Linked DNA regions of Homo sapiens: all the other regions are linked to region 1. Evidence: chromatin loops called from intact Hi-C (ENCODE). Cell type or tissue: PC-9. All regions are shown on one strand. Region 1 holds the start of ATF3 (activating transcription factor 3). Region 2 overlaps ANGEL2 (angel homolog 2). Region 3 holds the start of LOC105372908 (a long non-coding RNA gene).

The links. A loop is a pair of places that touch in the nucleus more often than their neighbours do. Peaks named below come from ENCODE experiments on the same cell type or tissue, not always from the same donor. Only the 100,000 strongest peaks of a DNase experiment are listed, where the experiment ranks them.
Region 2: it touches region 1 in a loop (25-fold over the local background); 4 of 110 quality-filtered maps call a loop at or near these places.
Region 3: it touches region 1 in a loop (14-fold over the local background); 5 of 110 quality-filtered maps call a loop at or near these places.

The regions. Positions count from the first base shown.
Region 1 is chr1:212,605,598-212,613,597 of GRCh38, reverse strand. It overlaps ATF3 (activating transcription factor 3), which reads right to left and starts at 4,837. Exons shown (of 4, transcript NM_001674.4): 1 at 4,668-4,837. RefSeq lists silencers at 4,016-4,195, 4,206-4,345, 4,966-5,175, 6,566-6,745 and enhancers at 4,456-4,515, 4,254-5,211, 5,212-6,169. In PC-9, a CTCF peak has its summit at 4,106 (motif pointing left); DNase peaks (open chromatin) are centred at 4,397 and 5,087; H3K4me3 peaks cover 3,720 bases; H3K27ac peaks cover 737 bases; H3K27me3 peaks cover 4,064 bases.
Region 2 is chr1:212,992,003-213,000,002 of GRCh38, reverse strand. It overlaps ANGEL2 (angel homolog 2), which reads left to right. Exons shown (of 9, transcript NM_144567.5): 8 at 2,685-2,848; 9 at 4,811-7,821. The coding sequence ends at 4,962. Among named protein-coding and RNA genes, the nearest start is that of ANGEL2, 20 kb to the left of the region's middle. In PC-9, CTCF peaks have their summits at 4,118 and 4,317; no DNase peak of the experiment used is centred here.
Region 3 is chr1:212,510,368-212,518,367 of GRCh38, reverse strand. LOC105372908 (a long non-coding RNA gene) reads left to right here and starts at 3,586. Exons shown (of 2, transcript XR_922579.1): 1 at 3,586-3,844. RefSeq lists an enhancer at 3,600-4,327. In PC-9, a CTCF peak has its summit at 4,055; DNase peaks (open chromatin) are centred at 4,197 and 5,087; H3K4me3 peaks cover 612 bases; H3K27ac peaks cover 1,247 bases.

The DNA.
Region 1 (8,000 bases):
ACCAGAAACCTTAGGGGCACTATCTCATTTAATCCTCACGAGAACCCAGTGAGTTAAGATCTAGCTGCCTTTTATAGATGAGATAATTGAGGTTTAGACAAACTAAGTCATTTGCCCGAATTCACAGAATTAATATGGGGCAGCATCAGGATTTGGAATTAAGTTAGTTTGGCTCCAGGATTCATGCCCTTAATTTGTACATTGCAAAAAACAAACAAATATTATTCTACATTACAAAAACAAACAAGCATTATGTTATATTGCACAAACAAACAAAAAACCAGAGCAAATTTTCTCGGGGCAGGCCTTAAGGTAGGTGGGAGGCCTGGAAATGAAGTGATAGAGGGGAGGCTAAGTAAAGATTCCTCGGGATAAACTGAACTCTGTTTAATGAACTGCTAATCTTTATGTCACGGTGCATACCCAGGCTGCTTGCTAACTGCCTTCTGGGAGTGTGAGCAAGTGGGTCTCTTATCCACAAAATTCCCAGACTGAGGTCAGAAGATGAAGATTTGAAGCCCACTTACTCCATTATGTGTTATCATTGTACCTCCCCGTGGCTTTTTCTCCTCTGTTAAAGAGGGCTTGTAATAATCGCCCTATTTTCCCATAATATCCTATGAGGAATTGAGGAACTAATACATGAATATGCCCTGGAAAACATTCTTTGGCCAGGAGCTCCATGATTACTAGGCCTCCCAGAGATCTCTCCAGCCCAGGGCTGGCTCTCTGACAGAGGCTCTGTGGAGTCCAGGAAGGAGGGCAGCTGGTCACCCACTTTGATCTCAAAGGCTTCTGAATAGAATACCCTGACTTCAAACTCCCCCTGGAGATCTAACATACACCAATGGAGGCAAGACTTCCAGGCCAATGAAATCTGCCCTTGACTAGTCAAAGAAACCCAGGCTATGTATGTAATTCTTTTCCCAAAGCCCTGTGTCATGAGTCAGAACTGAAGTTCTTCTCTCAATTTAATCCTATAATCTTAGGATGCTGGGAGGATACTTGTCGCTGTCAGGCAATAAACTCTGAGAAACTAGCCTTCTAAAGCCAGAGGCTTAAGATTCTCCCATGCATTCATGTTTCCCTTCCCTTTCCAAGTTTATTAAAAACTCAGTGATTCGGGGATGACATTCAGAGCTGCCACTGGGCTGGTCTTTGTTTGGAGGCCTGGATGGCTCCCTTCTACACGGGGACTTTGAATTCCACTGCAGTAGAGTGTAGTTCCATTTTGCCATCCAACTAGGTTTATTAATGAGCTCTCAGGGCTTGGGGTCTGCTGTTTATGACTCCCGCCCCCTACCCTTCTTCTTATGTAAAGTCAGCAGTCCCAATGAAAGAAGCTGAAGAATGTCAGTGGTATGGAATGCTTTTATGAAAAGCATTGGGTGGGCTTCCTTGGGGACATAAATGGTTGTAAAAATGTTAAAAGCCTTTCAGAAAATAAAACAGATGTATCTGTCGAGATTTGGGTTTTCTCGGCACTAGGCTAAAGCTTAACTTCTCGGGATACTTTCTAGTTATTCCTTTACTCAGTCTCTCGAGGTATGATTCAGCCTAGACTACGGCTGTGTCCCCACAAGGAAATGAAGTTAAATCTTCACACAATTTTTCAGAAAGTTGAGATCCTCAAACATCCCGGTCATTGAAAAAAATTGTTTGGGGACCTCAGATCAGAGTTGACTTTCTATGCTGATCATAAAATTGTTCAGACTTGCTACCAAGAACTTGCATTTTGTTTCTGCTTGATTATTTCCAATCAGAAATCATGTTGTATCATTGGCAGTTTCATCATTTTCAAGAAAGTGAAAGTTTACTCATGTATTCCTTTAACTGGAAATTCAGCTCCCAGATTTTTATTTCCTAGTAGCTACAGCTACATTGAATTTTCACTTTTAATTTTCATCCTCTTTCCACTAAGCATTGCTTGCTAACCATCTTATGTTACTAGGAAGCCAGTACTGGCCTTTCACTAACTCTTCATATCTTGGTCTTCCTCCCAGACCTCTTGAAGAGGTGCAAAGCTGGGCATCAAGGGCCAGAGACAATGTTTCTAAGCCTATCAGTGCCACTCATAAGCTGAGCATCCACCAACAAATCACTTAGGCTTTCTGGGCCTCTCATTCTCTTCCTCTGTAATTTGAGATCAAAACTGCCTTCCCCAAAGGGCTGTTGAGAAGGACATATGAGATTTACATACACACCGGGTAGTCATTACTACTGTGACTCCATCTTCTCCATTTCAGGAAAAACTCATTCTGTTGTTATCAATTCAATAAAGCCCTGTTAGTGAGGAATTAACTGGAACCTTCAAGACATTCAGGTCAGTCAGAGCCTCTTTTGTACTCTCATTGACCCCAAGTTCTTCACAGACCAGGTAGGTTTCACCCCACTATTTGCTGATGCCAGCATTTCTGCATTACATATTTGAAAGAGAACCAATTCTCACATATAAACCATTTCTCCCTTGGAAAGCTTCTGAGGCATCTTGGCTATGTCCTTCCTCCTCCCCTGGCTGGGTAAACACTCGAAGCCACTGGCCCTGTCCCATGCCCAGCCAATTTTAAAAAGGAAGGAATCATGGACTCTATCTAATGGAAATCACACCCTCTCAATATTAGAATCATCTAGGTCAGATTCTCATTTCATAATGAGTACATTGGTCCAGGGAGGTAAAAATGACTTGCCTGAGGTCATAAAGCTGGTGAGTGGCCCAGCCCATGCCAAGCTGCTGAACACCCACCGACTGCTCATTTTGCTCCATCACCAATAGGTATCGACCGCCTCAAGGGATCAACCAACAAGGCAACCAGAGAACAGAGCCATTAGCCAGGTAGATAAGGGGTCAAGAGTCCTGGCACCTGGTACCAATCACAGAGGAGACTTTGACAGGACTGAGATAGGGAGGGGCTATCGAAGAAAACGGCCATGGAGAAAAAGGAATTCTATAATGGCTAAAGGGCAAGGAGGAAGAGAGAGAGAAAAAGAAGGCTCCCATCACTGCCACAGATGCTGGGTGCTGTATCTTATCCCCACTGCGGGCGTGGGGTGCTGCCTTCTTTGCTGTCTCTGAAACCATTCCGACAGTAACTGCAATCCTCACCCCATCCCATCTTTGCCCAGGATATCCTCAAAGCAGGAGCCTGTATGTTGTAGCATTATTCTACAACCAATGCTAACTGCAAAACAATGGGGACAGTAATACCAATTTTTTGCCTTCACTTTAAGTTACAGAGACAGAAACTTCGAACAGAAGATATGACTGTCACCTACAACGAAAGGGGTACACTGAGAGAACATCCAGATTTTCTGGCTCTCCTTTTCTTTCTGGGTTCATCAAGGATTTAGTAACTATTTTATTTGTAAGAAAGCATATGTGACCTATGCAATGAAATTAGGGAAAAGAAAATGTTTAGGAGGAAAGGAAGTAGATGAGAAATGAAAATGGGAGTGGGGGGAGCAGAGAAGGAGAACGAATCCAGTGGAAAGAAAGCTGGTGAGGGAAAAGATGCCCTGCAGAAAAGTCCCCTTTCCCCCACTGTCTGGACACTGGTGAATGACATTAGATAGAGACCCACCCCATTCAAGTCCCCTCACTGGCTCCTTTTCTCCCCACTACACCACTCCAAAATCTGAAAATCTCCAGACAGAAAGGACCTTAGTAGTTATCTGGTCCAACCACTGCATTGTGCCCTCCAACACGCAGAGGGGGCCGGTACTGCCCATGTGCCCTTATTTCCCGGCTCCGCATACTGAGGCCCAACGACATCGATTGCAGTGTAAGCGCTCAGAGTCCTGGCACTAGACCACAAAGCCATTCTCTCAAATATCTGCACAAGTGGCTCCACACCCTCGCTTCCCCGCCACGGTGGGTCTCCCGCGGACCCGCCGAAGGAAAAGCCAGAGTGAGAGTCCCAGGTGTGTGGGAGTCCCGGGCTCGGGGTCCGGACACCAGCCGTTGCCGGGAGCCCTCCCCGTCTTCCGCCCCGGGACAGCGCGACACCAGCGCTCGCCACTTCCAAGCTTATCCCAGCTAACTTTTTCTCGGGGTTGCCTTCACGGTCCTGCCGCCAGTGCTGCGGGGTACCCAGGGCGACCCCCAGCGGCCGCGCCCGGGACGCCTCCCGCCCTCTCGCCCCTTCCCCATTCATTCCTCTCGGCGCGTGGGGCAGCCCTCCCGCAAGCCTCCGGCCTTCGTGCCTCTCTGCGCCCCCCCCCCCCCACCCGGGAAGGATCGGCTCCCACAGTGCCGTGTCTCGAAGCGAGGGATGGAGCGGGACGGCGAGCGAGGCAGCCTCGGACACCCCAACGCACCCGCCCACCCACCTTACGCCCTCTCCCAGCCGGGCAAGCCAGCGCCGTCGGCGGAGAGAAGCGGCGCTCGAGGCTGGCGGCAGAGTGGACGCCCGACCTCCGTCACCAGGAACCTTTCGCGCCCCAAGTCAAAAGAGAAAGTTAGTTCTTTCGCTTTGCGGGAAACTTTTCGAAGCGCCGAGGAGCAGCGGTGGCTTAGAAGAAGTTTAAGCCAGAGTTATTTCCAAGCCGGAGGCTGGGGGCGCGGATCCGGGGTGGGTCAGGGGTCGGCGGACTGGTTACTTAGAGGGGCGCGAAGGGAATGAAGGCGAGCAGCCCTCGTCGCGCTCACTCCCTCGGCTTCCAGCGCTCACCTCCAGGCTCCGCTCGGGGCGGCCAGGGTCGGGACGGGGTCGGGCGGGCTGTTTGTCTGGCCGGCGGGCGAGCACCGAGGACTCACGGCCGGCGCGCGGGCTGAAGGGTGCGCTCGGGCGGCGGCGAGAGAAGAGAGCTGTGCAGTGCGCGCCTGGCTGCGTGCGACTGTGGCTTGGAGAGCGTTGCATCACCCCTTTTATAGCCCTCAGGCTGGCGGCGCGGTCGTTTACTCCGTGTTGCCAGTCCCAGGCTGACGTAATGCTATTAATAGCTTCCCGGGAGAACCGGCCGAACGGAGCGGAGGAAGGGGGGTGGAGGAGGGGCCAAGGCGGGGCCGAAGGCGGGTGGAGAGAGGGGGCACTGGTGATGCAAGTTCGGGGAGGAGCCAGCCCAGGCGCGTTCCCCCAGCCTCGCTCACTGAGACACACACCAGCCCGCCCTCTCTCTCCATATCAGGACCGGAGCCGCCCGGGATAGCCGCCAGATGTGCGTACTCGCTGCTGCGTGTTCCAGGCATGACCAATGGTGCCCAAGCCAGCGGCATGACTCCACCGCGCTGGCATCTGTCCCTCCGCTAGGTTGAAGAGCGGGGGGGGCGGGGAAGGTGGGGAGGCGGGTCCCGGCCCCAGCCCAGACTAGGTGAGGCTGGGAAGCGGGCACGACCTTTCTCTAAAATGCGTGGTCATTTTCTGGAGCTTCAGGAAAATACCCCCTCCCCCACTGGCCTCCTACTTCTCTAGCAGGGGCGGAGTAGGGGCAGAAGCGTTAGTCTGTGGTGTGGGGAAGGTGTCCAAAGTCACCCTTCGGTGTATCCACGCCGTTACCCGCCGGGTGTGACCTCTGCGGCGGGGACCGCGAGAAGCCCGCCGGTTAACACAAAAGCGGAGGGCAGCCCTCGGCTGGCACCGTGCGCCCGAGCCCGCAGCCCCGGACACTCCACATGGACGCACACGCAGGACAGCTCCGGGCTCCGAAACTAGGGCGAGTGGTAGGACCGTATCGGTTCGATTTTTTTTTTTTTACAATCACAAAGCGTTTGAAATTGACAAGAACATGTCAGTGAAACCAACAAGAGCGTGAAAAGATCGGAGTCCAGGAGGAATCAGAGGCAACCCGGTGGGAGGGTAGGAGGGGGCGGAAGCCAGCGGCCAGGAGGAGGGGGAAAGAGAAGGTGCTTTGGGGTCCGCGAACCTGCCCAGGCCTGGGGGTCGCCCCGCTCTCAGGCAATATTTAGGGAAAACCCATGTTCAGCTTTCACGTGTTCTTCTGCTCCCAGAGCCGATTGGACTGGGACCGGACGGCCCGGAATGGGGACGCAATGACCACAGGCGGAACCCGCAGCAGAAATCCCCTCTGCCCTCAAGCCAGGGTGGCGGGAAAGGCGGGGCCCCGTGGTCCGAGATTCGAGCTGAGACCTCAGCAGAACTGGGTTTGAACCTTAAAAACGATTTCCTGGTTCTTATTCCCCGACCCCAACAATTTCTGCTCAGAGAGCGGCAGAACCAAGGAACCTTCTTGACTGCCCGTGGATGACTATTTGTAGACACAAGTGTGGCCTGGGACTTTCGCACCTGCCTGGGAGGGAGACCTGCGCGGCCGCAGGGTGTGGGGGCACGGTGAAGGGCAGAAACACCTGCTCCTTTCCACCTGCCTCTGGGAGAGAGGCGGCCGAAGGTCACAGTTTGGTAATTTGGGGTAGAAACTAGAGGTGTCTGGAGCCTGGGTCTCACTTGAAGTCCCCAGTTCCCCCCACCGGGGTTCCTCGCCGCCAAGCCCGACCTCACTCAGACCACCCACCTCTCCACGGGCCTGGGAACACGCGGAGGGCGGCCTCGGAAGTCTTTGCGCCCCGGCGGACCCGGGAGCCCTGGAGTTCCACGCGGGATCCTCCGAGATCCTGCTCTGGACCTGAACCGATTTCCAGCGGCGTCGCGCGGGAAGTGCAGGGCGGGTGTTTTCGCTTTACTTTTCGCCCTGGTAACGGCTCTCCGGGCCCCACCCTCCGCTTCCACGCCCTCACCCCCGCGCGCCGCTCAGCACACCTCCACAACCCGCCCTCCCGCTGGAGTGCGCGCAGGTAAACCCCGGGCGTGTCGGAGCAGCCCGGCGGACACCGGGCGGGATTAGGTGGAGGAGTGTTTGCATTTGAATGAAGTTATTTGTTATCTCTACTTAGCTATTTTATCTACTTATAGATTGTTCTGGAATAAATAGCACCATTATAAAGTGAAGCAAGGAGAGGAGGGAGAACACGTGAAGCTTTTTACTCTTTCTGCTGTGAAACAGAAATTTTGACCAGTTTACAGGTTGAACTATGATTCCATTAAAACACCCAAGCCAGATCTGTGGAGATCTGCTCCTGTCCTTAAGGGGAAATTCAACTTAGGGCGTCAAGTAAACAAACAGCCAGACCGTCCTCCACAAAACAATGCAAGGGAAGGATAATTGGGGTGGGGGGAGAAGCCCCCAACACCCCGGTCGGGTTATTCTTATTACCATTGTGCCTCCAGTTCTTTTTATCAATCTTGCTTCATTCTAATTACTCTTAGTTTGGAATCTCCAAGTTGGATAGAAATGCTGTCAGCTGTTCACGGAAGTCTGATCCTGATATTCTAAACCCGAAAAGTGATAAGAATCTTGACAGAGAACTAAGTCCACTCCCACTTGAATGAAACTCTTACCCAGGGAAAACGAAAACTACTCCTGCCTGCCTCCCTCCCCTCAGCCCCCAGGAGAACCGTGAAATGCCTGCTGAATTGAGAGACTGGAAAAGAACAGAGCAAGGCAGAGCCCCTGAGGTCTTTGCCACAGGAGAGTGATCAACATCTGAGTCCTTTGCATCCTTATTTTACCCTGACTTCAGTTAATGCCACCAATGTCCAGTGTGCACACTCTCAGCACACACACAGGCAGTGCCATGAAGTGGAGGGGACAGAAAAGCTTTCCACACCAAAACTCTTCTCCATGCAAACAAAAGAATGGCTGTCTCGCCTTAGAAGGAAGCCCTGGCTAGGGTGATTTCAGGGGTTAATCCTCAATGAAAGAGGGTTAAGCAGAGACTTGAAGATTGCTGAGGTTTTATGATGGTGAATTGCCTGGGGAATCCACATTCAGATCAGCCTTGGTATGTTTTGCTGAGTGAGATAAGAGTTGGAGACTTCATGCTGGGACATGTGCAAAAGGAAGGGAAAAAATTAAAAGGGGAGGGGAAGGAACTAGGCAACTAAAAACAGCCCACTCGTGGCAACCAAATCTAAACAGAAAAACATTGCAGGGAGCCAAACGCAAAAGAAAAAACAAAAAAGTTTGAGATATTTAAAGGTTCTAGCAGT
Region 2 (8,000 bases), 390 kb before region 1:
ACAGCTTGTCTGTGGACCTGGACCAGCTCAAATACTCTTTGAAATTCACATACTTAAACAAAGGTCAAGATCACATAAAAATATCTTTCAGATCTCAAAAGGATCTTTAGTTGTCTTTGATTTACTAAATCTCAAAACCATCTATAAGAGAATTGATCCAAAAATGAATATGCCAGTTGAAAAGATGATCATTTTAATTTATCTCTTGAACTGTAGGAGAAGATTGTCAGAGGGGTGAAGATGCTGGAATTCTTCATTAAAGAAATAGGAATATTTGGGGCTATGGTTGAGAAATTGATACATGTTAATAAAACAGGACAGAGACTTAAATCTTGTCTCAGGGAGATTCTTGAAATATCTTGATTGTTAATTATATTGTGGCTGTTTTATAGTTTTTTGTTTTAACATTTAAATTTAGGGACCAATTCTCATTTATTTTATCTGCTTCTCAATCTTTATTTTGTATACCTTGTTTTGAGAAAATATTACTACATAAATAAGAACTAGTAAGAATGGAAGCAATTTTTAAAAAAATTTTTTAAATGAATATTTTAAAATTCATGATTAAACCTTTCAATATAGTAAAAACTTCTTTGAATAAGATTAATAAGGAGGCTAATCTAACAAGTACTTCGTTTTGAGTAACTCTTAAATCTTTTTGTAACAATATAGGATATAAAAAAGATATTGGCTGGGCGTGTTGGCTCACGCCTATAATCTCAGCACTTTGGGAGGCCAGGGCGGGAGGATTGCTTGAGCCCAGGAGTTTGAAACCAGCCTGGGCAACACAGTGAGACCCTGCCTCTATTAAAAAAAAAATTAAAACATTCTGGCCGGGCGTGGTGGCTCGTGCCTGTAATCTCGGCACTTTGGGAGGCTGAGGTGGGTGGATCACGAGGTCAGGAGTTCAAGAGCAGTCTGGCCAAGATGGTGAAACCCCATCTTTACTAAAAATACAAAAAATTAGCCGGGCATGGTGGCATGCACGTGTAATCCCAGGTAGGCTGAGGCAGAGTATTGCTTGAACCCTGGGGGGCAGAGGTTGCAGTGAGCCGAGATCGCACCACCGCATTCCAGCCTGGGTGACAAAGCAAGCCTCCGTCTCAATAATGATAATAATTTTAAAAAATAGATACCTTACTTGCCCTTGGTGTCTAAAAATTAAAAGAAAAAAAGAGGCCGGGCGCGGTGGCTCACGCCTGTAATCCCAGCACTTTAGGAGGCTGAGGCGGGCGGATCATGAGGTCAGGAGATTGAGACCATCCTGGCTAACACGGTGAAACCGCGTCTCTACTAAAGATACAAAAAAAAAAATTAGCTAGGTGTGGTGGTGGGCGCCTGTAGTCCCAGCTACTCGGGAGGCTGAGGCAGGAGAATGGTGTGAACCTGGGAGGTGGAGGTTGCAGTGAGCTGAGATCATGCCACTGCACTCCAGCCTGGGCGACAGAGCAAGACTCTGTCTCAAAAAAAAAAAAAAAAAAAGATACTTTTTTGTATCTTTATGTAAATACAGAGTGTTTATATGCATAGCTTATATCTGTAAACTGAAAAATTGATAGATAAGAGTTTGCAGAAGACCTATTTTTATTTATTATTTTTATTTGAGAGTTGATCTCACTGTCATCCAGGCTAGAGTGCAGTGGCATGATCTTGGCTCACTGCAGCCTCCACCTCCCAGGCTCAAGCCTTTCTCCTACCTTAGTCTGCCAAGTAGCTGAGACCACAGGCATGTGCCTCCACGCGTAGCTACTTTTCTAGATTTTTTTTTTTTTTTTGTAGAGATGAGGTCTCACTGTGTTGCCCAGGCTGGTCTCGAGCTCCTGAGCTCAAGCAATCTTCCCGCCTTGGCTTCCCAAAGTGCTGGGATTACAGGTGTGAGCCACCGCGTCCGGCCCTATTTTATGTTTAATATTATAAATCCTTAGACATAAAAAGTTGCTAATAAAACTTAGAGGGCATTTTTAAGGATTTACCTTTGTTCCTGACATATGAACACTTTAAAAGCAAGGGAAACATCTTCATCTATGTATTCTCAGCACCTGACATATTGCCTAGAACTTAGAAGATGTTTGGTAAATGTTTGTTGGATAAGTTTCTTTTTTAATTTTATTTTCCTTCAAGGCATAAAAGATCCTTAAGATTCATAAAGTATCACTAGAAAATAGTCTTTAAACCTTTTACTCATAACATCACATATATTTGTGCATGGGGCAAATATAATAAACCATTAGAGAAGCTGTTTTAAGATGCAGTACAAAATTATATGTGATAGCAAGAAAAATTAGAGAAGAATATGGCCTCTCTGTCATCAAAAGTCTAGAGGATTCCAAATAGTGTTCCTGAAGACCCCCTTGATTCTCTTTCTTAAAAACACAATAAAACTTGTTAGAATACATGTTCTTTAGTAAGTGGAGGCATTCACACGTTATAAATAATGAAAAAACACATTAGTATGTTAATTATTGAGCTTTTTTTAAAAACCACATTTATAATGGCTTTATTGATGGGTTTTAGATATCACTGCATAAGTAAATTAATACTAAATTATGATATGGTCTTTTTAAATAAAGCTTGTCCTAATGTTTGGTCTTAGTCTAGAAATTAAGTGAAAAAGAAATTCAGATAGGAGGAATTCTTGAAGTTACAAAAACTCGGATTCTAAACACTTCTTCTTTTCTATTTAGATTGTCTTCAAATTTACAGCACCATTTCAGTTTGTCATCTGTTTATTCACATTACTTTCCTGACACTGGAATTCCAGAAGTGACCACCTGTCATTCCCGAAGTGCCATAACTGTGGATTATATTTTCTACTCTGCAGAAAAGGAAGATGTTGCTGGGCACCCAGGTAAGGAATGCATGTAATCTTAAATTCTCCTAGAGAGCACAGTAGCTAAAACCTCAAGGTTAAAGTTAAGAAAGCTCTCTAAACATCCAGTTGAAGTTCTAGATCTAGAAGGTAAAAATATTTCGAAATAGACAGATTGGTAATATATTTGAATAAATCAGTTGATTACTTGCATATGAGGGAGGCAATAAAACACATCCAAGCAAATTATTACCCAAGAATTACATTAGCAGTCCTACCCTCCAGTTCCAGTCAGCCTCTGAGTTATAGGTCTTTCATATTGCCCTTTCTTTTTGCTTGCCATAAATTTACTGTTTTTCCTGTGACAGGAACTGAGTATGTTGTTAATGGTCATCATAGTTTTGTGCTTAAATTTTACCGAGGCGTCCTGCCTTCATTGGAGGACCATAGTTACACTGCCAGCAACACAGCTTATGCTGTCATGTTGACTCTGGAATATTGGATTTTTCTGAGGAGGAAAAGTATATATATATATATATATATATATATATATTTTTTTTTTTTTTTTTTGGATACAGAGTCTCGCTCTGTTACCCAGGCTAGAGTGCAGTGGCATGATTCTCGGCTTACTGCAACCTCTGTCTCCCGGGTTCAAGTGACCTTCCCACCTCAGCTTCCCGAGTAGCTAAGACTACAGGCATGAGCCACCATGCCCACCTAATTTTTGTATTTTTTGTAGAGACAGGGTTTCACCGTGTTGCCCAGGCTGGTCTCAAACTCCTGGGCTCAAGCCGTCCACCTCGGCCTCCCAGGGTGGCTTGGATTACAGGCATGAGCCACCACATTCGGTCAGAAAAGTCTATATAATTTTTTTGTTTGTTTGTTTTTGAGACGGAGTCTCGCTCGTCGCCCAGGCTGGAGTGCAGTGGCGCTATCTCAGCTCACTGCAAGCTCCGCCTCCCAGGTTCACACCATTCTCCTGCCTCAGCCTCCCGAGCCACTGGGACTACAGGCGCCCGCCACCATGCCCGGCTAATTTTTTGTATTTTTAGTAGAGACGGGATTTCACCGTGTTGGCCAGGATGGTCTCGATCTCCTGACCTCATGATCTGCCTGCCTCGGCCTCCCAAAGTGCTGGGATTACAGGCGTGAGCCACTGTGCCCGGCCGAAAATCAGGTTTTAAACATTAGCCAAAGGATTTAAAGTGGAGAAGAAAATGCAGTTTAAGATTACTGGAAGTACAAAAATACCTTTAAGAAAACTTTGGAATGTGAGCAGCTGTTTTATTCTTTTCTGATTTTTTTCATTTTTTTCTCTTCCATTTTTTTGGATGCTTCTTTTTCTTTACCCTTTTCCCCTCTGTTTGTTCCCCCCTCCTTTCTTCTGGGAATAACCTTATTAGTAACACTCACGAGATGACTTATTCCTGCCACTAGATCTACTCTACAAAAAATATGCCTGCTGCTTTGAATTTATAGTAAGGTTTTCGTAGTTGTCATGCTGACAGAAGTTCACTTGGTGGCAGGAGAGTGTTATGGATCAGCATTTCAAAAAGAGCATGTCATCTTCACTTCTGTGGGTGCTGACTATCTGGGACTAAATTATACTAATTTATTCTCCATTCACCTTATAAACTGCTACAGGGCTGTGGCCCGGTGTCTCTGGCTTTATGCAACTACAGAATGGTTGCTGGATGAGTTTCTTATGTAGTTGTCAACCACAAATTACCCTTAACATTCTTAAGTATTTCATTTATATTTTCTTCTAAAGATTGTTTACAGAGCTGGAAATAGAAAAAATATCTCAAACTGCTGTGTGTTTGATAATTATAATTAGGTTATAATTCAATAAAGCTTAGATATTCTAAAAACTGTGTCATAGTTTTTAGTCTTCTGGAGGGGCCTCAAGTTCTATATTTGTTTGGAGAAAAGACTTGTATGATTAATTTACAATAACCCGTTGACAATTTTACTAAATATGTGTGTGCTTCTTTAATGTAGGAGCTGAAGTTGCTTTGGTTGGTGGCTTGAAACTTCTAGCTAGACTGTCACTTCTTACAGAACAAGACTTATGGACTGTTAATGGACTTCCAAACGAAAATAACTCTTCAGATCATCTGCCTTTATTGGCAAAGTTCAGACTTGAGCTCTGACTCTCTTTGATCACATACTAATTTTCTTTCCAATTTGTATTGTTTTTCAAAGAATGTAAAGTTCTTAAGTGTATGCATGTTGTTTATTTTTGCACTGTGGAGATTCTGAAGCGGTTATGTTAGATGCTTTGAAACTCCATATCAGAAGAAATAACTTTATAACAATTTTTTTTAATAATGAAAAATATTTTCGTGACAAGTGAGCTCTAAATTCTCTTTATTGTAAAAGAGATGTAAAGGTTTTATATTCTAAATCCTAGTAAAATTGACAGTGATTTTTAAATATAATGCATCTTCCTTTGTCTGCTTAGTAAAAAATTTCATTTCATAATTTTGGCAAGCTCTGTAGTGGATCCAAAGTATCTTTGAGTTCTTGCAAACTACAAGTTGTTTCCTTTCCAGAAGGCTTGATTTCATTAGGAGACCCCTCTATTGAGTTCTAAATAGTTTATCTTAGAAAGCCTTGGGTCATTCACAGGTATCCAACCAGCCATTGTTTAGTTTGTTTTTGAAGGGGTTTGATAATGCTTTTTAAGTTGTACAGAATGCTTAATCCATCTTATTACTGTCCTGAGCCATGTAATATGCCTGCATCGTGTTGGGGAAATGTTTGGGAAATATAAGCCAGCATAACGTGTAAAGCTCACTCTTTCACCCTGGAACAGACAAGAGGTGGGCTTAATAGAGGCAGAGACTGGGGATATACCTTTGTTTCCCTAGCATTTTTATTTATTTATTTTTATTTTATTTTATTTTTTGAGATGGAGTTTCACTCTTGTTGCCCAGGCTGGGGGTGCAATGGCGCAATCTTTGCTCACTGCAACCCCTGCCTCCCGGGCTCAAGCGATTCTCCTGCCTCAGCCTCTCGAGTAGCTGGGATTACAGGCATGCGTCACCACTCCCAGCTAATTTTGTATTTTCAGTAGAGACAGGGTTTCCCCATGTTGGTTAGGCTGGTCTCGAACTCCCAACCTCAGGTGATCCGCCCACCTCAGCTCTCAAAGTGCTGGGATTACAGGCGGGAGCCACTGCACATGGCAGCATTTTTTAAAAATTCAGTTTTAAGATCTCTGGTTTAGGGGAGAGATTTTATTTTACTGAACCAGTTCTATAGAAATTTATTTTATTAGGAAATTTGTCTTTGGAACAAAGTGGCAGCTATAAAATTATTTTTGTTAAGCCTCAGAAATATGAGGAAGCCTGTAAAACTCTAGTGGGGAGATATTAACTTGGAGACCTAATGCTCTGTAAATAGTCATTTAAACTGTTGGTTTTAGTGGTTTTGTTTCTAAAATGTTTTCTTTTACCGTGATGCACCAGTATGAGATGGTGCTGACACTTTCTATGAAGTGGTTATGAGCAGGTTTAATAAATCCTCTATACAAGTGTTTGAATCAATTTTAAAACATAAAAAGTGGAAATTTCCTTTTTTGTAGACAGTAGGAACAAGGAATTATATGCATTTTTACTAAGTAGTAATTTTACACTGAATTGTAAATGTTTTTACAGTGAGTTTTATTAATAGAATGCTTCACCTTAAATTGGAAAACAATAATAGTCTTGGACTAAGTCTTTGTACTAAAGCATTTGCTATAATTATTTTTAAAAAAACAAACAGATGAAAACCTCAGAGAAGGCATGTGGATTATAAGATTTGTCTAGTAAAAATTGTAATTGAATATGTTTAAATATTTAATTTCTCATTTTGGGGGGTTTTTATTTTTTTATTTTTTAGATGGTGTCTCACGCTATCGCCCAGGCTGGAGTGCAGTGGCGCGAACTCGGCTCACTGCAACCTCCGCCTCCTGGGTTCAAGCAATTCTCCTTCCTCAGCCTCCCAAGTAGCTGGGATTACAGGCATGCACCACCATGCCCAGCTAATTTTTGTATTTTTAGTAGAGATGGAATTTTGCCATGTTGGCCAGGCTGGTCTTGAACTCCTGACCTCAGGGGTGATCCACCCGCCTCGGGCTCCCAAAGTGCTGTGATTACAGGCATGAGCCACCATGCCTGGCCTTTGGGGGGATTTTAATTACAGTATTAATTATAGTTCTAGGATTTCCCACATTTTATAGTAGTAGTTTGCAGGATATTATGTGCCCTAATTAGCAGATATAGACATTATCAAATTATAATGATAGTATAATTATCCCTTTTTAATATTGGGGAAAGAAAAATGAAAATTCATTAGTTAATTACTGCTTTGTGTTGTGTGAATTTATTAACAAATAACATTATTACATATAGGTCATTGTTAACAAACAAACATCCCTGAAAACCTCTGTGAAAATTTAATTTTTTATATCCTGATTAATATATTGTGACTTTAGGCCCATTTTTCATGTGCTTCACTTTGATAGAGTTAATCCATAAAATTGCTCTTTACTTTAGCTTATCAAATGAAGTATTATTTTGTGGACTGGAGGCCAAAAAGTCAATGTGAGCTTCTCACAGGTTTTTAAAGCTCCACTAAAAATAATTATCCACTTGTCTTTACTTTTGTTGACCAGAATAGTTGGTAACTCTGCCAGAGCCTGTACTTACCTGCCAAAAACAATTAAATCTGGTTAATGCCTGAAACCAAATCTCTCAGTCTCAAGTGTTATACTATCCAAGTTTTAAATGGAAAGGTAAACTGTGGAGTAATGAAATTTTGGTTTTACTGTACCTTTTGCTATCAAGATAATATTCATGTTTGAAATCTTGTCTTTATTTGGAATTTAGTTACTGTCTGCTTTTAACCTTTGCTTTCCTAAAGAAAGTTTGAGATCCAGAGAGTTCAAGGGATTGGGGAAAGAGAGGCGTCAAGTCATTTGCACTTTGTACCTGTAAGTTAGGTAATAAACTATTATACTCGTACTTCTGTGCCTGAAGGTTTTGTGGTAGGTATACTGAGATGTATAAGCTGTACTGTTGCCTTTACTAAACTATTTCATTGCCCTTTGCAGCCATTTTTACTTAGGGGTGATGCTAAAAGATGAGTGAATTGAGATATGTCAAAATAGAGTGATAGAGTGTTTTTAATATAGAGTCTGCAG
Region 3 (8,000 bases), 95 kb after region 1:
CTGTAGAGCAGGATAGGGATTCAGATGTTCATTCATTCAACAATTTTTATTTTTATTTTTATTTTTATTTTTTGAGACAGAATCTTGCTCTGTCACCCAGGCTGGAGTGCAGTGGTACAATCATAGCTCACTCTAACCTGCCTCCTGGGCTCAAGCGCTCGTCCCACCTTAGCCTCCCAAGTAGCTAGGACCACCGGCATGCACCACCATGCCCAACTAATTTTTAAATTTTTCATAGAGACAGAGTCTCACTATGTTGCCCAGGCTGTCTCAAACTCCTAGCCTCAAGAGATTCTCCCCCCTTGGCCCCCCAAAGCGCTGAGATTACAGGTATGAGACACTGTGCTTGGCCCATTCAACAAATTTTAGTTGAGCACAATCTACATGCCAGTCACTGCTCTAGACACTGGGAATACTGCCATGAACAAAACAGATTAAAAGCCTTGCCCTCATGGGGCTGACATTCGGGGGTGGGGAGTGGAGTGAAGAGAAGAGACAGGTGGCCAGACGCAGTGGCTCACGCCTGTAATTCCAGCACTTTGGGAGGCCAAGGAGGGCAGATCACCTGAGGTCAGGAGTTTGAGACCAGCCTGGCTAACATGGTGAAACCCCATTTCTACTAAAGGTACAAAAAATTAGCCGAGTGTGGTGGCACATGCCTATAATCCCAGCTACTCAGGAGGCTGAGGCAGAAGAATTGCTTGAACCCAGGAGGCGGAGGTTGCAGTGAGCCGAGATTGTGCATTATTGCACTCCAGCTTGGGTAACAAGAGCGAAACTCCGTCTCAAAAAAAAAAAAGAGAGAGAGAAGAGACAGGCAAACCAACTAAAAAACAGATATGTTACAAGATTCTGGGAAGAAAAATTAAACAGGGGAGAACCTGGCCATAGAGGATGGTCTTCCCAGCACCCTCACAGTGCCCAGCAGAGAGCAGGTCCCTGACTCTAACTGACCTGGCCAGCTCCTCAGGGTCAGGTCTAATTTCCCCACGCCCCAGGCACCGCTGGTGAGGGGCTGCTAGAATGGAAACAGCCTCTAGAATCAACCACCAACACTGATGGCAGAAGTATCCCCAAAGAGCCAGATTCCACCCAGTGTAGCCGCCTCCATCCAACCCTGCCAGGATGTCCTCTATTCCACATCTTCCTCTGTCCTCCTCCAAATCCTGGCTACCTGAACCCAGCCATTAGGACCTGCACAGTCCAGCAGGGAGACCAACCAGTGAAAAGACCATGACAGTACAGAGACGAACAATCTGCAGGGCCTGTGCAGGGGCTGTGGGAGTCTGAGGAGGGGGAAGCAGTTTTTGTAGGGTTCTGCCCCGTGCATTGTAGGATGATAAGCAGCATCCCTGGTCTCTTCCCACTGGATGCCAATAGCACCCTACCCCCAAATTGGGACAACCAAAAATATCTCCAGACATTGCCAAATGTCCCCTGGGTGGGTTGGGGGCGGGGGGCAAAATCAGCCCTTAGTGGAGAATCACTGGTTTAACTCAAGGTCAATTCAACTTATTTTACCAAGAAGCACCTTTTATTTATTTTGGAACTTTTATTAACGCTGCATGTAACCTATATTATTCTCAACACTCTGGGAAGTGCTGGTTTCCAGATAAAGCTCATGTTCCCTATCCCAGGGTGCAGGACCTTAGGATCTGGGCCCTGCCTGGCCCTCTGGCCACACCCTGAACCACCCTTTTTGCTTCTCTACTTTTGGCTTCAGTAAAGGCCAGCCGTAGTTGCCTTCAAACACTGCATTTGGCATTCTGGGCTCAGGCTGCTTCTGCTGTCTGGAATGCTCTCCCCACCCGTCCTCACCTGGCTCACTGATTCATTCTTCAAGTCTCCACTTGGGCATCACCTCATCAAACTACCCTGAAGCCCAGACAGGGCTGAGCAGCCCACAGTGCTCCTGAGCTCCCGTAGCACCTGAAGCACTACAGTCCTACAGTATGCATAGTTTGAGGTTATGGACTCATTTCTCTACTTGACCTGCAAGGCAGAAACCCTGTCTTTTCATCATTGGTAGATCCAGAATCTGGTAAAGTGTCTGGCACAGAGTAGATGCTCCATAAAGGTCAAAATGAATTGAAAAGTAAATAGAGCTTTGGAAGGCCAAGGCAGGAGGATCACTTGAGGCCAGGAGTTCAAGACCAGCCTGGGCAACACAGCAAGACCCCATCTCCACAAAAAAATTAAAAATTAGCCAGGTGTGGTGGCGCATGCCTGTGGTCCTAGCTACTCGGGAGGCTAAGGTGGGAGGATCACTTGAGCCCAGGAGTTGGAGGCTGCAGTGATGGTCGTGCCACAGCACTCTAGCCTGGAAGAGTGATATCTGGTTTCGAAAAAGAAAAAAACAAAACAAAACAAACAAAAAGCAGAAAAAGAAAAGAAGGAAAAAAACAAAAGAGAGAAAAGTAAATAGAACACAAATATGCGTGAGATAAAGATACAGGGAGTGAGGGCGGGAGAGCGCAGTCTCGGGGAGGGAAGGAGCCGAGGGGTATCTTCTTCACGCAACATGGGAAAAGATGATTAAGTTGCCTGCTCCTGCTCCTCATTCTTTCCTCCTTCCGGCTAAACACTCCTAGTTGCCTTAACCTTTAATCTGACATCCATCTCATTTTCCAACCCTCTAATCATCTTCGTCATTGGCATCACTCCGTGCCTTCTCCACATTTTCTAGAGCTGCTTTTGTGTGTAAGACGATGCGTTCAGAGCCGCAGGAACACACAGCCCCAGGAGGACGGCTTCCACTTAATTAGCTTAATTCCACAATTCCCTGAGCCTCACGTCGCCCGACCTGGTGGCTGTTTAGAGGAGCCCTGCCTCTGGGCACCGGCAAATTATTTTCACAGGGAAGCTAGTGGAGAGAGTGTAATTGGTGATTATGCTAATTCCTTCCTTTTCTGTGTCAGAGACTGCTCTGCAGGGAGGCCAGGCTCCCGGGAAGGTGTGTATGAAGGTCTAGCAAGTTCTAGGCTCCTTCCTCCACAGCAGCCCTCCATGTCACAGGCCCTGAAGCAGTGCGGAGACAGCCCACAGGTGAAAGGACCTCCCCAGGGTCACCCTCGGAGGAAAGACACGTCCCGTGTGCGGGGCGGGGCGGGGCGGGGCGGGGCGGGGGGGGGTTGTCATTCCACCCTAAGCTTCTGGAACCCCAAACTTAAACCATTACCCCACCCCGCAGCTCCCTCTCGGGTGTCGGTGACGGCAGAGGAGGCCAGTCCCTTAGCAGCTGTGAAATCCTGTGACATAGGCCGGGTCGCCGCAGGGCAGCCTTGGACTGCCCGACTGTGGCCCCCTAGGCGGTCTGTAGGATCTAGGGCCCGCCGCCTCTGGAGCAGGCGCTCTCCTGAGCCCCTCACAGGAGGCCGCCTGGGGAGCCACTGGGTCCCTCAGCTTCCTCAGCCCGAGCCCAGCACAGTCCGGCGGCGCTGGCTCCGGCTGTTTCTGGCTGGGGCCGGCGCCTCCAGTCCGCGAGGACCTGGCGGGGGCGCGCGGCTCAGAGCGTAGAGATGGAGGGGCGCGGGGCACGGCGGCGCGCTCGGGGCCCACGTGGCGGGGGCTGGGAGGCTGCGGGGGGCGGGCAGAGCACTGCGAAGTCCTTGCCGGCTCCAGGACCCGCCGGGTCCTCTAACGAAGTCCCGGCTTCATGGCCGGCACAGAGAGGTAGCGTTGAGGTGTGGAGTCTTGAAGACGCTGCCCAGACTGATGCCACCTCTGTGTCCCCAGGATGCGTGGCGACAGCAGGAGAGGCCCCTCCCTGACCCCCAACCGCCCCCAACGCAGAAGCTCAAGGAGGCTGCGGCCTACTTGGTGAGAGGCCCAGAGGCTGCTGCAGGTAGAGAGGGCTGCGGCGCCCGCGGTGGTGGGGAAGGGTCATTTGGTCTGAATGTGGTTTCCAAACTGCCCCGGTCGGCTTTATCCTCCCTGATGGAAGGCAGTAGGGCAGCAGCACAGGTGGGCGCCAGGGCAGGCGGGGCAAGGGACGGGAGCTCTCTGTGACTCCTTTGCCTCTGGAAAACGGGGACGGCACTGAGCCTCGTCTGCAGCAGTGTCGCATGCATGAGCGAGATGTGCAATGTCAGCTCCGGAAGCGACAGCTCGGCTGCCTCACTGCCTGGCCTGCGCCCTCCACAGGAAGTCCTCCTCCTGCCTTCCCTTCACACCTCCTTGGCAACTGTCCAGAGTCCAGGGAGTGAGCTGCCTGGGAAGAATGCAGCGACAAAAATACTTAGCCGCATCCGGAACTTCCCTGGTGGCAGCTGGTCACCGACCATGGGCTTCCCCTGGCAACTGTTGTGTTGGTGAATGAATTCCGAGTCTGACCCTGGCTCTGGCACGCCCCTGGGGGGTCTTGGAGAAGTCACCCAAACTCTCAGCCTCAGTTCCCACCCCTGTCAACTAGGGCTAATAATACCTCCCCAAATGCCCCCTGGGAGTATTAAATAATATAATGTCGATGGCCACCTTTCTTTACTCAGAAGAACAATGAGAGGATAGAGTGCCACAGGAAGGACACAGGGCGCCCAGTAGCGATGCTGAGGGAACTACCCGGAGGCACGTGGCGGTTACCTGGAGACTGTACACCAGCAAACAGCCACTCAGGGGCGCTTGCTGGGCGCCGGCACTGTGCTGAATCTCTACGCAAGCCCCTTGAGTTAAGCATTATCCTCCTTGTGCACATGAGGGAAGGAGACCCTAGAGAGACTAAGGAACCTGTCTGAGGTCACCCAGCACCAGGATTCAAACCCTAGCTGTCTTCTGCCAAGGCCCCCGCTGCCAGCCACTTCACGGTGCTGCCCGCTGGGGGTGAGGTGCCAGGGTCTGTCCCAGCTGGGCTTGAGGGGCTGAGTCACTAATTCTTCCCATGTGATCTCCCTGGGACTCCACTCCCTCATCTGTAAAGTGGGCATGATCATGCCAGCTCAAAATGGATGTTGTGACATCGACTACCAAGGGGTCCTCACCCCTCTGCATTGCTCAGCAGGAGACACTTTATAAACAGAGGATTACCTCTGCTGCCTTGAGCCAAATGGCTTGCCCTGCCAAATTGTTGGAATGGTTCAGTGACAAGTGTGCTATTAGGAAGAAATTTATGATGCTTCATTCAGAGTGAGTCACTGAATCCCTGTGGTGAGGGGCATCAGCTAACTGGGGAACCCTGGCCCCAGCTGCCTTGGGTCTGGCTACCTCCCCACCAGAGGGTCAGTGGTGGCCAGTGACGCAGGTAGGTGAGGACAGTTGGGGAGGGCAGGCAGCCTCCAGTAGGGGAGGAGGTGGTGCCTGCAGTGGATCTGCTTAGACCTCACACTACGCGCCACGGGCTCCAGAATTCCCTTTCTGCTTGCCACTGAGTGTCCCAGGATGCCCAAGTGAGGCTCCAGGCCACTCTTCTGCTCCTCTTCACCACATTTGCTCAGCCCTCCCCAGCTGGGTCAGCCAACAGATATTTCAAAGTGTTTTGGTGAACCCTCTTCTCTCTGCCTTTGAGTCACAAATGAGGACAATGACAAATAACTAAACTTCAGGGGCAAGAAGATTTAGCTTAGATGTTGCAGTTCTGCTGGGATTTTTTTTTTTCCTTAAAAACTACAAAACACTATGTTTATGAGAAAAATCTCCAGCCTTAGAAGTTAGTCATAAATGTGACTGTATGAGAAGAACCAGCATAAGAAAACACCTTCCAGAATTGCGGGTGATCTCCTTAGACAGATGTCACTGTAACTCGCCAAACAAATCTGATCCTTCCCCATCTGCTCCCAGGGGCAGTATGAGGGTTTTCTTTGATATAACCAAACCCAGAGGTTAGGATGGAGTATTCACACAGGGCTCAGGACACACAGACTGCCTGACACTTAACTATCTGTAGCATGGACAAGGTGAGAACCAGCTCCCTTCACTGGTGGTTGCCTTTCTAGTTATCCACATTTTCCAAATGGCTGATGGCCAGGCAGGTTGCAAAAGCAGGTGGCTAGGCAGTGAAATGGGGTCTGTAATGTCACTCACTGTGAAGCACACTCCCCTCCCTGACGGTATGAGAAGAACCAGTGTAAGAAAACACCTTCCGGAATTGCGGGTGACCAGAAAAAAACAAAAAACAAAACAAACAAACAAACAAAAAACCAGAAAGAGCCAGGAGAGCCCCTCTGGCTCTTTCTCAGATCCTGTTGACTCCTTCTTTAATCTTAGCCCCATGAGGCTCACCAACGGGACACAGGTTAATAACCAGAGCTGTAGATGTAGAGACAGGCACGCCTGGGAGCTGATCACCTGAGAGTGTGAGAAAGAGTAAAAGAACCCCAAAGAAGAGACAAAATGGCTTTTCACACTGCGGCTGGTCCCTGTGGGAGAAAACGCACCCCACACCTGACAGGTGCTATTCATCACAATGGCCCTGTTGGAGCCGAGCTCATGCTTGGTGCCGTGACCTAAGAAATCAGGGATGCACACAAAGCATGTCCTGAGCATTTGTGATGTGCCAGGCATGCTTCTAGGTGCATTTTCTGCTTGAATTCCTTTGATCCTCACAGCAGTCCTGTAAGGTATTATGTGGCGGAGCCTGGATTTAAATTAGACTCTTTCTCAAATTCCATCTCCAGTGGTTATATTATTAGAGATGTGAATTTGTTCCCCAAAAAACACTTAATGATGCTACTGTTATTTGATCCCTTTGCCAGTGCCAGACAGTGTGCTAAGTATGCGTTTTACGTATGTTAATTCATTTATTATATGCAAAACCACTTTTTTTTTTTGAGACGGGGCTTCCGTCTGTCACCCAGGCTAGAGATAGTGGCTTGATGGCAGCTCACTGCAGCCTCAACCTCCTAGGCTCAATAGATCCTCCCATCTGAGCCTCCTGAGTAGCTGGGACTACAGGGGCACACCACCATGCCCAGCTAAATTTTTGTATTTTTAGTAGAGATGGGGTTTTGCCATGTTTCCCAGGCTGGTCTCAAACTCCTGGGCTCAAGTGATCCACCTACCTCAGCCTCCCAAAATGCTGGGATTACAGGTGTGAGCCATTGTGCCCAGCTGCAAAACCACATTTTATAGCTAAAGAAGTTGAGGCTCAGAGAGATTACTTACCCAGGGTAATAGGGCTAATAAGTAGTGACACTGGGACTTGAACCCAAGTTTCTCCAATTCCAAATCCTTTAGTGATAATTAGTGTGTTCTGCTTCTTTCCCCAGCATGAGGATATGGTATATGTATTTGTAACTACCTAAAGCCATGAGGGTTTGGTTAACAAAATTCTATAAAAGGTCTTATATGAGCCTACAGGACAGAGACCATGGTGGTGTGGGGCAATACAAACAGCATGGGAAGACCTCCTGCTAAACGTGGTGGATTAGCATTCTGCATGTATTTTTTCTCACTTTCTTATAGATTTTTCATAAAGATAGCTGCAATAATTTCTCCCATTCCTGAAACAAGCCTCTTTACAGTGTGATTTTGTCAGTCCTCCCATCAAGATAAAAAGTCTTAAATCTGATCTGACTTGCTTTGACAAACAGAATTCAGTGGAAGTGATGTTGCCTTTAACTTTTTGGAACATTGCCCTGAGACCACCCTTTAAATAAGCTAGTCTAGCATATTAGAAGATGAGGGACCAAGCGGGGAGAACTGAGGAACCCCAACCAACAGCTAGCACCAACTTGTATTTTCCAGGCCAGCCAATGATAACTGAATGCAGCAGTATGAGTGAACTCAGGTGAAACCAGCAAAGGGGTCACCCAGTCAGTTCCTAGAATCATGAGAAATCATAAATTATTGTTGCTTTAAGCTATGAAGTTTGGCGTGATATATTATGTAACAGTGGATAACATCCTTCCAAATCCCACCTCATTCACCCCCCTGCAAAAAAAAAAAAAAAAAAAAAAAACCACTAATAATGGAATTACAAAGCCATTGGGTCAAAAGGATGAAGAGATAAGAAGATAACCACTGGGGAGGAAAGACTTCCAAACATTTTTATAGATGGGCAGGTAGGTAGA